Linked DNA regions of Mus musculus: region 2 is linked to region 1. The links are chromatin loops, found by intact Hi-C in ENCODE. Cell type or tissue: heart. All regions are shown on one strand. Each heading gives the region's core, and the rest is flanking DNA. Links, peaks and the distances in the headings are about the cores only. Region 1 holds the start of Cmss1 (cms small ribosomal subunit 1). Region 2 holds the start of Tfg (Trk-fused gene).

Region 1 (6,548 bases), core at 1,963-4,462:
TTTCTTTTCTTTCCTTTCCTTTTCTCTTCTTTTCTTTTCTTTTCTTTTCTTTTCTTTTCTTTTCTTTTCTCCTCTCCTCTCCTCTCCTCTCCTCTCTTCTTTCTTCCTTCCTTCCTTCCTTCCTTTCTTTCTTTCTTTCTTTCTTTCTTTCTTTCTTTCTTTTCTTTTCTTTTCTTTTTCTTTTTGGTTTTTCGAGACAGGATTTCTCTGTATAGCCCTGGTTGTCCTGGAACTCACTCTGTAGACCAAGCTGGCCTTGAACTCAGAAATCTACCTGCCTCTGCCTCCTGAATGCTGGGATTAAAGGCATGTGCCACCACACCCGGCTTCAGCTTGTTTTCTTATTGAACCCAGGACTACCAGCCCAGGGCTGGAACCACCCACAATGGGCTGAACCATCCCCCATCAATCACTAATTAAGAGGATGGTCTAAAGGCTTGTCTACAGTCGAATTTTATGGAGGAGGCATTTTCTCAATCAAGGTTTCCACCTATCAGAGGACTATAACTTGAGTCAAGTTTATAGTAAAACTAACCAGCACAGTATGCTAACCTCTATCACAACACTTTTATCTTCACAGCAGTAGGTACCAATCTTTTCACATCGTGGCATCCACAGGAATTCTTGGCATTTGTACAGAAGCAAGTACACAAGTAAGAGAAGGGTATTCCAACCTGAGGCAACAGGACAAGAGGCTCTGCTGGTTCCAAAGATGGAGAATCGCTATCTTACCCATGCTCAAATCGGTTCTGTTCTGAACAGTAACGTCAACACAACTTACCCTAAACAATCATACTATCATACCCTTCAACTATAATAGTACTGTTCAGACTTCTTTGTATGGCACTTTAGATTTAGGAACAGAACTGGGAGAGCTCTGAGGGGTCATCTAATTTATTTACTTTGTGTTATAGACCCCCCCCCCCGCAAGCCCAGTAAGGTTAAAAGCTTACCTGAAACTTTTTCACTAAGGAACAGATTTTTTAAAATTACACTCATACTGCCGACTGATAAACATTGACAAGCTAAAGTTTAAGTGACTTGTCTTCTATGAAGGTTGTCCAGTTCAAACTCCTGAGAAATGACCCATTCATACCCAAACTCTAACAGTACTTATTCATATGCTATACAGGAAAAGGGGCTCAGGCAAAGCTCCAGTAGTTGTTTCAGCCTTAGCTTCCCTGTGTTCATGAGGTGATCAGGTACTGTTGGAGTCTGTCAAAAGACCCTCACTCACAAAGACTACAGAGACCTCCATTGCTGAAAACCGCAAGAGGTTTTTTATTATTCCAACATGTTGGGGACCCTCCTCAGCACCCAGGCAAGAGGAGAGACCCAGAATAAACAAAAAACATACTTTTTATGCCTTGTAAGGGGCAGATTTAGGTAACAGGGCTATCTGGCTTATTCTCATTGGTGTAGCAAGTAACCCTTTCACGCATTAGTTGGTTTGTATAGGGTGACTATGTAACCCTTTGGCCTAGTGACTCACTTTGCCTGCCCTTATGGTGGGTTATTATCAGCAAAGCAGCACTACATTTTGATCTTATAGGTCAGCTATTAACATCACAGCTCTTAATGTCACAGGGAATTTTAGAAAGGTCAGGGTGGTTTGTAGTCTTTCTCAGAATTCAGTGTGGGGCAGGGTAGGGGGATTTCTCTGGAAATTGCTATCTTGTTATGGTTATTTTTCTAAGAACAGCTCATTTTGTTTTGGCAGCTGTAGACTCAGTCATTTTGACTGCTATGTTTCTGAAAGTCCCTTCAGAGGGGAAGAGGCTGGGTGGTCTTGAACTTATTTTGGATTCTACAGTACCAGATATGGGTGTTGGAGTTGGAGGTGGGGTTAGGGTAGGCTAACTTATAAACCCAGATATCTATTTACTGGTAACAAAACAGTTAAAGGGAAGATACAATTTATATTGTTTATTCAATAGAGCTTGTATTTTTTTCTATAAAGGGTGAATTAGCAAATACACGAAGTATGAATGTATAGACGCACCATATTAAAGCCACTCTTTCTTTCTGGTTAGTTTATGTTGTCCAAAGCGTTCTACTATAAAAGTAACTTATGAGCACCGGTACAAACAACTCAATCGCTGCATTTGGCCTGTGGCCTTCCTGACCTCTTAATACCTGTTGTCAGGCAGATGGCTAATGGAGATGACAGAAACAAATGTACTGTTGAATAAAACAATTCTCCTCCTCCTCCACAGGATGTCTCTGCAGAGTCTTGGGTGTCCTGGAACTCCCCTGTAGACCAGGCTGGCCTTCAACTCAAGGAATCTGCTTGCCTCTGCTTCCCAGATTGCTGGGATTAAAGGCGTGCGCCACCACACCAGGCCCCAAGTTCTATTCATGTTCCAAGGGCCATGGTACTGAATGGGACAGATCACAATCCAAGTCCTCTAAAGAGAATATCAAAACCTGATTAAGTATTTTAAATAGAGAAGTGGTATGTTTCAGGTCTTCAGGATATTCGTCCCTCTTAAGTTGTAGAAAAAGAGCAGCAACGTTCACATGTACAACCAAGTTCCGACATTCATCGTCAGCAACTCTCAGGTGCGTTTCTAAGGACAAACTGCACAGGCGCTGGAACGCCAGAACCCTGACAACCAAGTGAAAACACATCCACGTGCTCGGGTCTCCTCCCGCGGTGCAAGCTCTTTGAAATCCAACAGAGAAAAATCGTCTTAGCATCCGTTCTTGCACTTTCGACATCGGCTTTTCGGCCATAAACCAAAACAAAATACTTAAATATTAAAAAAAAATAACCCAAACCGATGGTAACTCTTTTCTTGTATTTCTAGGCTCAACAGAGCATTTATTTGGAGTTTCTAGGCCGATCTTGAACGTCTGAGCCTGTGTGGAAACGGCGACACCCCTGGCTGCCGCAGCTGGGGGGGCGTGGCGTCTGTGACGTCATCTCCAGTGGCGCGGGCGACGGAGTTCCTTGGTTTTTCCGCGTGTAGCGTTGCTAACGCCGCCAGTGAAGCTGAGCCCAGGAGCGCGAGCGGCCGCCTTGCTTTCATCTGGTTGTCAGTTCGCGTCCGGGTCTCACGGGGATGGCAGACGATCTGGGAGACGAGTGGTGGGAGAACCAGCCGGCAGCCGCCAGCAGCCCAGGTAAGCTCTCGCCCGCCTCCCTCGTTCCTCCTGCCCTGGTCCTCGCCTCAGCTGCCTTACCCGCGTGTGGCAGTCGTGGCGGTCTGCCCGGAGGTGGAGCGCGGAGCCGTGGGAACATGGGACGGCGCGGGAACTGGGGAGGGACAACACCGTGTCACACGTGGAACGAGAGGGACCCCGTCGCCGCCTGCCAGTCTGAGAGGGCTACTTCCTGCGCTCTGGTTTTCTAGACTTTTTACTATTTTCTTGAGACTAGATAGACCGTTTCTGTACAGTTTGTCATAGTGGTTACCAGTAATCCCTGAACTAGGTTCAGATTGGGAATTCAAATCACAGACTCTGATACTCCGACACATTCTCCTTTTTCCTCACGTGTGAAAGGAGTAATTCTCTCCAAAAAATTGTGAAGATGTAGTGAAGGTAATTTAAAGTTGTATAGCACAACACAATTTTTGGCGTGTAGTATATGTACAAAATATTAAAGTAGCGTGTTCTTTATCATGTGTAGTTCGAGCCAGCAAGGGGCTTAACTCTTCTGCTTTACAGCAAATTCTTTTCTTTTCTTTTCTTTTCTTTTCTTTTCTTTTCTTTTCTTTTCTTTCTTTCTTTTTTTTTTTTTTTTAGACAGGGTTTCTCTGTGTAGCCCTGGCTGTCCTGGAACTCATTCTGTAGACCAGGCTGGCCTCGAACTCAGAAATCCGCCTGCTTCTGTCTCCCAAGTGCCGAGATTAAAGGTGTGAACCACCACTGCTCGGCTCCAACAGTTTCTATTATGGTGTACTATGTGTACCCATTCTGTGTGCAGTAGGCATTTTATTTTCAAGTAAAGTAGCATTAAGTAACCCCCCCACTCCAGTGGCCTTGAACATTTCATGCCCCATAAGACTTAACCATGCGATAGCTACTTCTATTGTTACTGTCTCAAGTCACCCTCCAAGGATCCAAGGTCCACCTGTCTCTAGTTTTAGATGGTAGGGTCAATGTCATATTTCCATTTATTTTGATCTCAGTACCATCTCACATGATAGCAAACAGAGTTAACACGTTTAGACCATTTCTCAGTGTGAAACTGAAAGTTACAGCATGGGTTTTGTGATTTAAGGGGAACAGAAGAGTAGAGTGTCAGTCCAGTGGCGAGTGGCAGTCTGGATCCCAGGGTTGAGACTAGACTAGGGATGACAGAAGTAGGAAGCTAAAAGTCAGGTAATCTGTAACTCTCAGTCTCCCCATCGTTTGAGGAGTGTTTCTCAAATGACTCAGTAGCTTCTTCTGAGTCTTAGATGCCCCCTCTCACCATACATGTAACAAGAAAACCGGAGTGTTCAGAAATGCCAGGAGACAGTGGATATGACAGTAATGCCAGTTTTCATTTGTTGAGCTCTTAGTATGATCTAAATTCTGAAACTCTTAATTCTCCTGCCTCAGCCTACCTATTGCTGTCATGCATTGTTTTTGCTGCTTTATGAGCACTAGATTATTCATCTTTGTAAGTGTACAGAGAAGTAGTTATCTTTATCCCTGTTGTATACGGGAGGAAACAGAAGCACTGAGATCTCAGAGATTAGCTTGGGCTTCTCCTGTTGAGTGAGGTAGCTCTCCTTCACAGTCGGATGATCTGAAGTCAGTCTGTCTTGCGCTTGCATTTTTCCTGATAACTACTGTGACCAAAGAGAAGAATCCCATCTCTAAGCAAACCCATTATTGATTTTAAAAGGTATACGATGCGTGCACATTATTATCAAACTGTGTCAGTTGACTCTCAGTCTGATTTTGTTCAGAACTAAATAAGCAGTTTTAACCGTACACTTTATCTTTTTGTCAGTGATTGAGATGTAATCCTAATATGTGATTTATTTTGGAATTCAAACATCTGGATGGCTTCTAAAGTATTCAGTGGTTAATAGGAATAGTGTTGTAAACCTGCCTTTCTCCACACTTCCATGTGTCAGTCCCCACAACCCATCAGTCTCACACAGGCTTGGAAGGATGTGGCTATGTTTCTTTGTTTCCTTTATTTCCTGTTGTGTCTCCCTCCACAAGGTTTCCTGAGTCTTTCTTTGCATTTTGCTCTGTGGACCTATATGTTGTTCTAACTTGTATGAACCACTGTAGTAAGCTCAAAATAGAGGCCTCAGCATCAATATTTGCCCCTCAGCTACCAGAGAATTCAGTCCCCACCGGCTTACCCTGGCTCAGCAGCGCTGCTCCTCACTTGCTCTGGTGCTCAACAGGCTCCATTCCTTTTGTCTCAGGCTCTTGTAGTTCCTTGCTGTCCTTCTGATGTAGTAACTAGCTGTTAACATAGGAACTCAGTTCAGACCTCTGTTAAACACAAGAGAGGAAATGAAAGGTCTTCCACATTTATTAGGGGTATTTTTCATGAAACTCATGGATACCTAGCAGGAAATGTACGCACGGTTTGCAGAATCATCACCTCCCTGAGAAGCTGCTCCTGGTTAGCCTACAGTAGTGCTTGGGTGACTTCTGATGTTGGCAGGTCATTTAGCGCTGGCTGCTGCTTGCCTTATTAAATCAGTCTCCTGGCACGGGGATTATAAACTCCATGGAAGCAGAGCTTAGGTTTTCCTCATTCTCTGCTTTATCCCAGAGGCTCAGAGCGGTGATTTTGTTGGTAGAAGGCATTCATTCAGTCTATTAGTAAACTTTTAATAGTTCATAGCTTCATATTGGCTGGAGACCTTATACCTCTGAAGATGCTTACTCTTATGGAAGAGCTGTCAAAATCCTGTGTTTTACAGTAGTGAGTAATTAATCTTTATTACGTTTATTTTATTATCTTTATTTTAAAATGGGATTTTACTTAGCCCAGACTGCTGGCCTGAAACTTGAAGTCTTCCTGCTTTGGTCTCCTGAGTGCTAGGATTATAAGTACCCACTACCGTGCTCAGCTGGATTCAGTGTTATAAATTATGTAATAAAGGGAAATAGATGCCTGACTCGTAACCAAGGCTGCAATTCACACAGGTGACAGCTTCTATAGCTTAGAGTGAGTGCCCAATTCTTTATGTGATTGCAGAGAGGAGCATTATAGGTATTGTTCAAATCATGTTGCTTTATTGATGTTAAATTTCCTCTGGAATGACTTGGTCGGGGAGCACTGAGGATCTCTAAGTGAATAGCTCGTTTGTCTTGTTGTTTACCATTTCCACCAAGATTGGACTGTTGTGGTATAATTTAATGTGCAGGCATTATACACCACTGTGAAGCATCGTCTATGCTATGTGATTCAAGCTTGGAATAGCTCCTGTAGATGCTGGCAGTACTCATAGAGATCCAATTCAGAGCATGATGTTTTCAAGATTATTTATTGAGGTCAGCCCAAATGTTGACACAGAATTAGAGAGAGAAAAACACCATCAGTTTACATTATTGGATTGTATGTATTGGTGTGCTTAATAAAT
Region 2 (6,548 bases), core at 1,753-4,252, 890 kb after region 1:
TGGTGTACTGTATTCGCAACAGTGCTGAGGACACATTACATGATTTTGCACATGTATAGCCGTGAGGAGATGGCTATGTTAGCATGATCGTGATAGTTCTCAATATCATATTGTATACCTGAGATATGTAATTTGTACTTTATCCTTTATTACAGCTAGTGAATAGTCATCTTCACAAATATGTTTATAACAGCAAAATCCATAATGGTTTAATTTTAAACCATTGTCTACTTTTCTATATTCCCTAGAGTCCTTGTCTTAACTTTAACAGTTAATGAGATTGTATTATAATTTTACTTACCATTACATACTTATGTAGTCCTGCTAATAATATTAATAATAATAATCACATTGAAGTCCCCTGAAATTCTCATCTACTGAAGAAAATTTGGGCTTGTTCCTTTATGTAAAAAGAAAACATTTTATCTGGTTTTGACTATTAGGAATCAAACTTACTTTTGGACATGTTCTTGGCTAACATTTTATTTTCTCTTAAAATACTGCTTAGAGTCACTGGGTCACAGAGTAATTGTAATTTATTTTAAACCTGTATTTTTAAACACTTTATTAAATCAATAATAGCTAGCTGCATATGTATCAGAAGATGGCCAAGTTAGCCACCATTGGAAAGAGAGGCCCATTGGTCTTGCAAACTTTATATGCCCCAGTACAGGGGAACGCCAGGGGCAAGAAGTGGGAGTGGGTGGGTAGGGGAGTTGGGCGGGGGTATGGGGGACTTTTGGGATAGCATTGGAAATGTAAATGAAGAAAATACCTAATAAAAAATCAGTAAGAGCTGAGCTGTTTTCTAAGGAGGCTGAGTCATTTTACAGTGGCAACAGCAATACTTAGCAGTTTAGTGCTAACTTTTAAGGTTCTGATTATTCCAAAGGGTGTAAATAGTTATAATTCAGTTTTGGCCCATTGGTCATGTTTCTGAGTACCAGCTCTTAACTGAAGATGTGGAGTGTTTGTGTGTGTGTGTGTGTGTGTGTGTGTGTGTGTGTGTGTGTGTGCAGTAGAGGCAAGTAGGGCAGAGTGACATGATCCAATGCTTATCTCTTACAAGCTGTTCCCAGGGGCCTCTGGTACAGTTCCTATCTGTATAGTTTGGTACAGTTCCTATCTATCTGTATAGTTTCCCCAGTGGAACTTTGCTACATGCAGAGGTATGATCTTACAATTTGTTGGACTTTGGACTTTGTTTGCCATGAAACCATAATATTATAACTGAGACTTTCTGGACCTTGGTGATAATAAATGAAGATGAAACCCCCTACCCCCAACCACCCGGTACTCACTAGACAGCAATAGAGAAGGGATGTGTTCTAGACTGGGAGTTTAGATGACAGTTACAAGTCATGTGATTTGAGATAAGATCACAAGACATTATAAAGGAATAAGCAAGACAAGGAAAACTCTGAATTTCAGGCCACCACTAAAATTTGTGACTATGAAGGTAAGCTGAAATTATTAACAAAATAGTACCCCAGTTAAGTAGTGAATGAATATATTGTCCTGAAAGCAGACAAGCAACAGTACTAAAGTCCTTTCTGAGCACTGCTACAAAATCTACAACCTCTTCTTTCCAGATTATTCTGGTAATGAGATCTCTGTGTTTCTAGATGTAGATTTTTTTAATAAAAAGTATGCTCAAATTACATCTATAGGCATTGTATGGTTTTTGCACAGATACTATAGGGAACTGTATCCATGTCTAGGACATACGGTATTATAGAAAAGAACATAAAGGAACATAGCAAAAGAACAAATTATAAAGAAAGAAGTCTGTATGAGACCAGAGCACACATCTAAGCTTTCTTCCTGGACACACTTAATTTCTTCCAGCAACAAGTCCCTAAACCATGTGAATAGTCTGCCAGAAGTTACTTGTAAGACTTAGATTGTAGTGTTAGATTATACCACTCCACTTTGCTTTATTTATTTATTTTTCTTCTTCTTCTTGTTAAAGGAGATTACGGGACCCACTGGTTGCTGTGTACTAAGATTCCTGGCACCCAGATTGCAAGCAGATTGAAATGTGTTCAGCGTAAAATACATTTATTCAAACACTTTAGACACAAGGGATGGCTCTTAATAAAGAACAGTGGAAGCATTGTTGAATTCTAGTTGCTCAGACACTAGTCAGGGACCAATGTGTAAGCAGTCTTTTCAAGGGTGAGTCCAAGCCGTGTTTGCTCCTTTGTGACTGAGTCACCTCACTCAGGATGATAATTCTCAAGTTCCATCCATTTAAACACATCCAAAGCAAAAAGAAAACTGAATTTAGGCGAGTGTAGGGTATGGTCAAATCTCTATCCTATAAAAGCCTTCTTGAAGCCTCGGTTTTTACTATCCAAGTTTGTCTTTTGCACCGGTGGGTGTGCCCTCTAAACTCGGATCTTCCTAAATGTTTGGGTAGAGCTTAGCTGGGGAACTGACTCATCCTAGCACTCTTTCGGCAAAGCGTAGGCACTCAATCCTGAATGAATGAATGAATGAACGTGTAGAAAGAAGGCGGAAAAGGGGTTCGTTTTTTCCGAGATGTGACAGACTAGCGCGTAGTCACGACAGCCACAAAGCAACAAGACCCAAACCTTTCTGGACAGATGCCCCACTTCCCCCAGGCTCTCGTAGCAAACCCAGCCCTGCAGACTACGCCCCGCCCACCCAGCAGCCAGACTTAGGAAAGACTGGCTGCCCGGAAAACCGGAAGTGCTGGTAATTCCCTGCGCATGCGTGTCCGCCTCGGCTCGCACTTCCTACACTCGGTCATCCAGTGAGGAAGCCGGGCCGCTCACCCGACGCAGCGGGGTCTTCGCCCGCCCCGCCCCTCACCCACTGCGCATGCGTCCTGACTGGCTTGTGCGCCTGGAGGCGGGGCGCCAGGGCAGTTTTTTTTTTTCTCCCCTTCGCTCCCGCCCCTGCGCTTCCCACCTGCCACGTACGGGACCGTGGCTGTCGCTAGGCTCGTCGGGTGCGTGCGATTGGCCAGCTCTGCGCAGCCTGCAGCTCGGCGAGGCTCGGCGGACGGCGGCGGAGCGGACGGGGTTTGGAAGCCTCCTCTGCGACACCGAGTGAGCCCGCAGCGGCCGGGTCAGCTGAGGTGGACGGCCTCGGCAAGCGGGGTATGTCCGCCGGAGTGAGGCGCGCGTGGCGACTCAAGGAGGAGGTCGGGGGAACCGGGAGGGCCGCAGGGCTTCTGGAACCTCCCAGCGCCGGGTGGGAGGGTGGGGCTGGGGACCGTGGGAAGGGGCTGGGAGGGAGGGCGCAGGGCCCGGGTGAGGCGGACGAGCGGCCCGGCATGGGGGAGGGGCGGCTGGGAGGGAGGGAGGGAGGGGGAGGAGAGGGCGCCCGGCCCGGCCTGACCTGGAGGGCGTTTGGCCCCGCTGATACCCCAAGTCCTGTTCCCTCCGGCCCCAGAGAGTAGAGGGGAGCCTGGGGGTACCTCTTACGGAGGTCGAGAACCAGGGATCGAAGAAGCCTGGGGCGTTTGCTCGGTGCTTCACCCTCTAGAGCAACTTGGAAGGTGGAGGGTGAATCATGGAAGACATAGAAAGGGGGCTTGAGAAAGCCCAAAGCGTTTGTGCCTGATCCCCGGGAGTGGCTTGGACGTTGGAGCGTAGACCTGGAGTTAATCGGTAGATTGAGGACACAGAAAGGAGCCCCATTCGGTCGTACACTCCCGTGCTTAGTGTCCTCTTGGGGCCCTACCCAGTTTTACTGATTACAGTTGCCAACTTTTGTTAAGTTGCCGTCTCTGGGCACGGTAGGGAGAATTGTAGATAGGTAATCTCAAAGATTCTACCAAAGTAGCTTGTTAGGCTCCCTTCGCATGTGCAGAAAGTACGCCGCAGAGAAGAACTTGAGCTCACATAGCTACCAGTGAAAATGGTTACATTCTTGCCATATACACTGCGTGTCATACAGATTTTGAGACCCACTTACAGTTTTAGAATAATCAAGGTTCTTTAAAGAAAGAAAAGAAAAGAGAGAAAGAAAAAATAGAGAAGAAAAAGGAGCCAGTTGGTGGTGGTGCACTCAGGAGTCAGAGGCAGGTGGATTTCTGAGTTCGGGGCCAGCCTGGTCTACAGAACAGCCAAGGCTACCCAGAGAAATCCTGTCTTGGGGAGGCGGGGACAAGAAAAGAAAGAAGGGAAAAAGAAACTTGTTTAGAGGGTGGGCGTTTTAGAAGCTTCTGAAAGAGGGCCTCTTCTCAGGTTAAGCAACAGGTGCCTGAGGCTGAGGTATCCTAGTGCAGGGGCTATGTCCTTGGACACATCAGTGTATCCCAGTTACCAGGAATTTCTTGGATGAAGGTTAAGTTCCAGGTTGAGTCACTTCTGGACTTAGGAAGTAGTAAGACAGCAACGAGATGCATCAGAAAATGCATAGTGATCTTAACAGTAGTTCTAGGAACTCATTCATGTTAATCTCTACCTGCTTAGAGAAAGGCAGGACCAGAGTTGACAGCTGTGTGGACGAGGTTTTCTCTTGGGACAGGAAATAACGGTGGTGCCTGACATTGCTACACAAATGGACAACTTTTAGCTAAGACTGCAGGGAGGAAACTAGAAATGAAACTGGGCCACCCATGGTAGATGTTAAGGATATGTAATGTTAGCTTTTAGGTCCACTGGAGCTGAGTGCTTCCCAGTTCCATCAGAGGGCATATTAATTACCAAGTACATTTGTGCTGGAACTTGGTCTTACTTGGGAGTGTATCTTGATATGAGGTGCCCCTTCTGGCCAGGTAAAGAAGGTACTGTGAGATGGTTCTATGGTTCAGGAACTGAGAGTGTTCAGCTTTCTAAGCACCGGTCCTTAGTCTATATTGCTGACTTATATGGCCTATAGATAGAAGGCAGTAAATGCAGATTTATTGTAAGATCTTCATTCCTGTCAGACTATCAATGAAAGTATGAGATAGTTACTATCTTTCTAAACTTAATATGTTTTAGAGCCTGGGGTAGAGTAGATGTTATGTAAATGTTTTCTAAAGGTGGAGAACAAATTGGGCCAACAATGTAAGAGTTGGTTCTATAGAGGTGTCACGTCATCACAGCCATTAGAAGTCACCTGTGAGACTGATCAAACAAAACCCAACAGTGCTCTTTACATTAAGATAACTGTGGCATCCAGATTGTGGAACATTGTTCCACTTTGTTCTTCTGCTTTGACCTTGTAGTGAAGGGCTGTTTTCATTTGAGGGATAGTTAGACGCAAAGACTAGATAGAGCGTTTATGTGAGGACTACTGGGAGGTTTATATTTAATATTCATGATATAAGCTAGGACTCATGAAAAACAATTCAAGATGAATAGTTTGGTGATTTGGTGAGGGATTTTCCACATTAAAGGGGCGGGGGTGAAAATGGAGGTTCAGTAAGTTTTAGGGAAGGAGACAGAAAGCTGGCAATAGTGAAAGTTCAGGAATGAAAGCAGAGTAGCCTGTGGGAGGTTCAGGACAGCTTAAATGGTGCTCTTGGTCATTTACTTGGAACAGGTAAAAAGAGTAGGAACATTCTGTGTCTATAGATAAGCATGTTAAGGAATTACTTGGCCTTGCAGAAAAACAAATATTAACCCATTACTTGATCCTAAATATGCACTTTTATAGTAGTAATTTGAATTACTAAAAGTCTTAAGGTTCAGAATTAGGATTATAAATTCATAGGACAATCATATTGAATAACCTGAAATGAGATAATAATAAGAAAAACCCATGAGGGGAAAATTCTGTAGCAAGCCAGTATCAAATAGCTACTTTTACCATTTAAAAAAATACATTTTTTTAACGTGGTACCAAGTATTTATGGAACCCAAAGCCTTATGCATACTAAGCAAGCACTGTACCACAGATCAATGTCCTTTTTTAGAGTCTGGTAGCCTGGACTGATCGATCGATCAATTATTTATTTATTTATTTATGGTTTTCCTAGGCAGGGTTTCTCTGTGCAGCCCTGGCTGTCCTGGAACTCACTTTGTAGACTAGGCTGGCCTTGAACTCAGAAATCCACCTGCCTCTTCCTCTCAAGTGCTGAGATTAAAGGTGTGCGCCACCACGGCCCGGTGCCTGGACTGATCTTGAACTTTGTAGTTGAGGCTGGCCTGAGTTCCTGATCCTGTCCATCCTATACTTAGTTCTCTTCTTTTTAAAATAAAGAATGCATGGCTGGGGAGATAGATGGCCAAGCTATTAGCAGCAGTACTACTTTTGAAGAGGACCCGAGTTCAGTTTTCAAATCAGAGGTCTCACAACCACCCATGGTTCCAGCTCCTGATGATCCAACTCTGGCCTCCTGGGGCACCTGCACACAGAAATAAAATAAATCTTAAAAAAATAATAGGAGAATACAGTCTAATCATACACACCCATTTTGATTGGAGGTAATGTGGGTTGACAGGTTAATGGAGTTGTGTTGCTTGATCATGGATAGTTGTTCAAAAGCCCAGGAGAATACTACTCATTTGCCCTTTTTCTTTGAGTTTCCAAAATAGGAAATTAGAAAAAATACTCTTGAGATTTTATTTAGGAAAATATAGGTT

What was found. Peaks named below come from ENCODE experiments on the same cell type or tissue, not always from the same donor. Only the 100,000 strongest peaks of a DNase experiment are listed, where the experiment ranks them.
Region 2: it touches region 1 in a loop (6-fold over the local background); 7 of 42 quality-filtered maps call a loop at or near these places.

The regions. Positions count from the first base shown.
Region 1 is chr16:57,603,244-57,609,791 of GRCm38, reverse strand. It overlaps Cmss1 (cms small ribosomal subunit 1), which reads left to right and starts at 2,925. Exons shown (of 10, transcript NM_025599.3): 1 at 2,925-3,126. The coding sequence starts at 3,066. In heart, for the core only: no CTCF peak of the experiment used is centred there; a DNase peak (open chromatin) is centred at 2,951; H3K4me3 peaks cover 1,642 bases; H3K27ac peaks cover 1,083 bases.
Region 2 is chr16:56,713,765-56,720,312 of GRCm38, reverse strand. Tfg (Trk-fused gene) reads left to right here and starts at 2,863. Exons shown (of 8, transcript NM_019678.3): 1 at 2,863-3,128. In heart, for the core only: no CTCF peak of the experiment used is centred there; a DNase peak (open chromatin) is centred at 2,752; H3K4me3 peaks cover 2,429 bases; H3K27ac peaks cover 2,425 bases.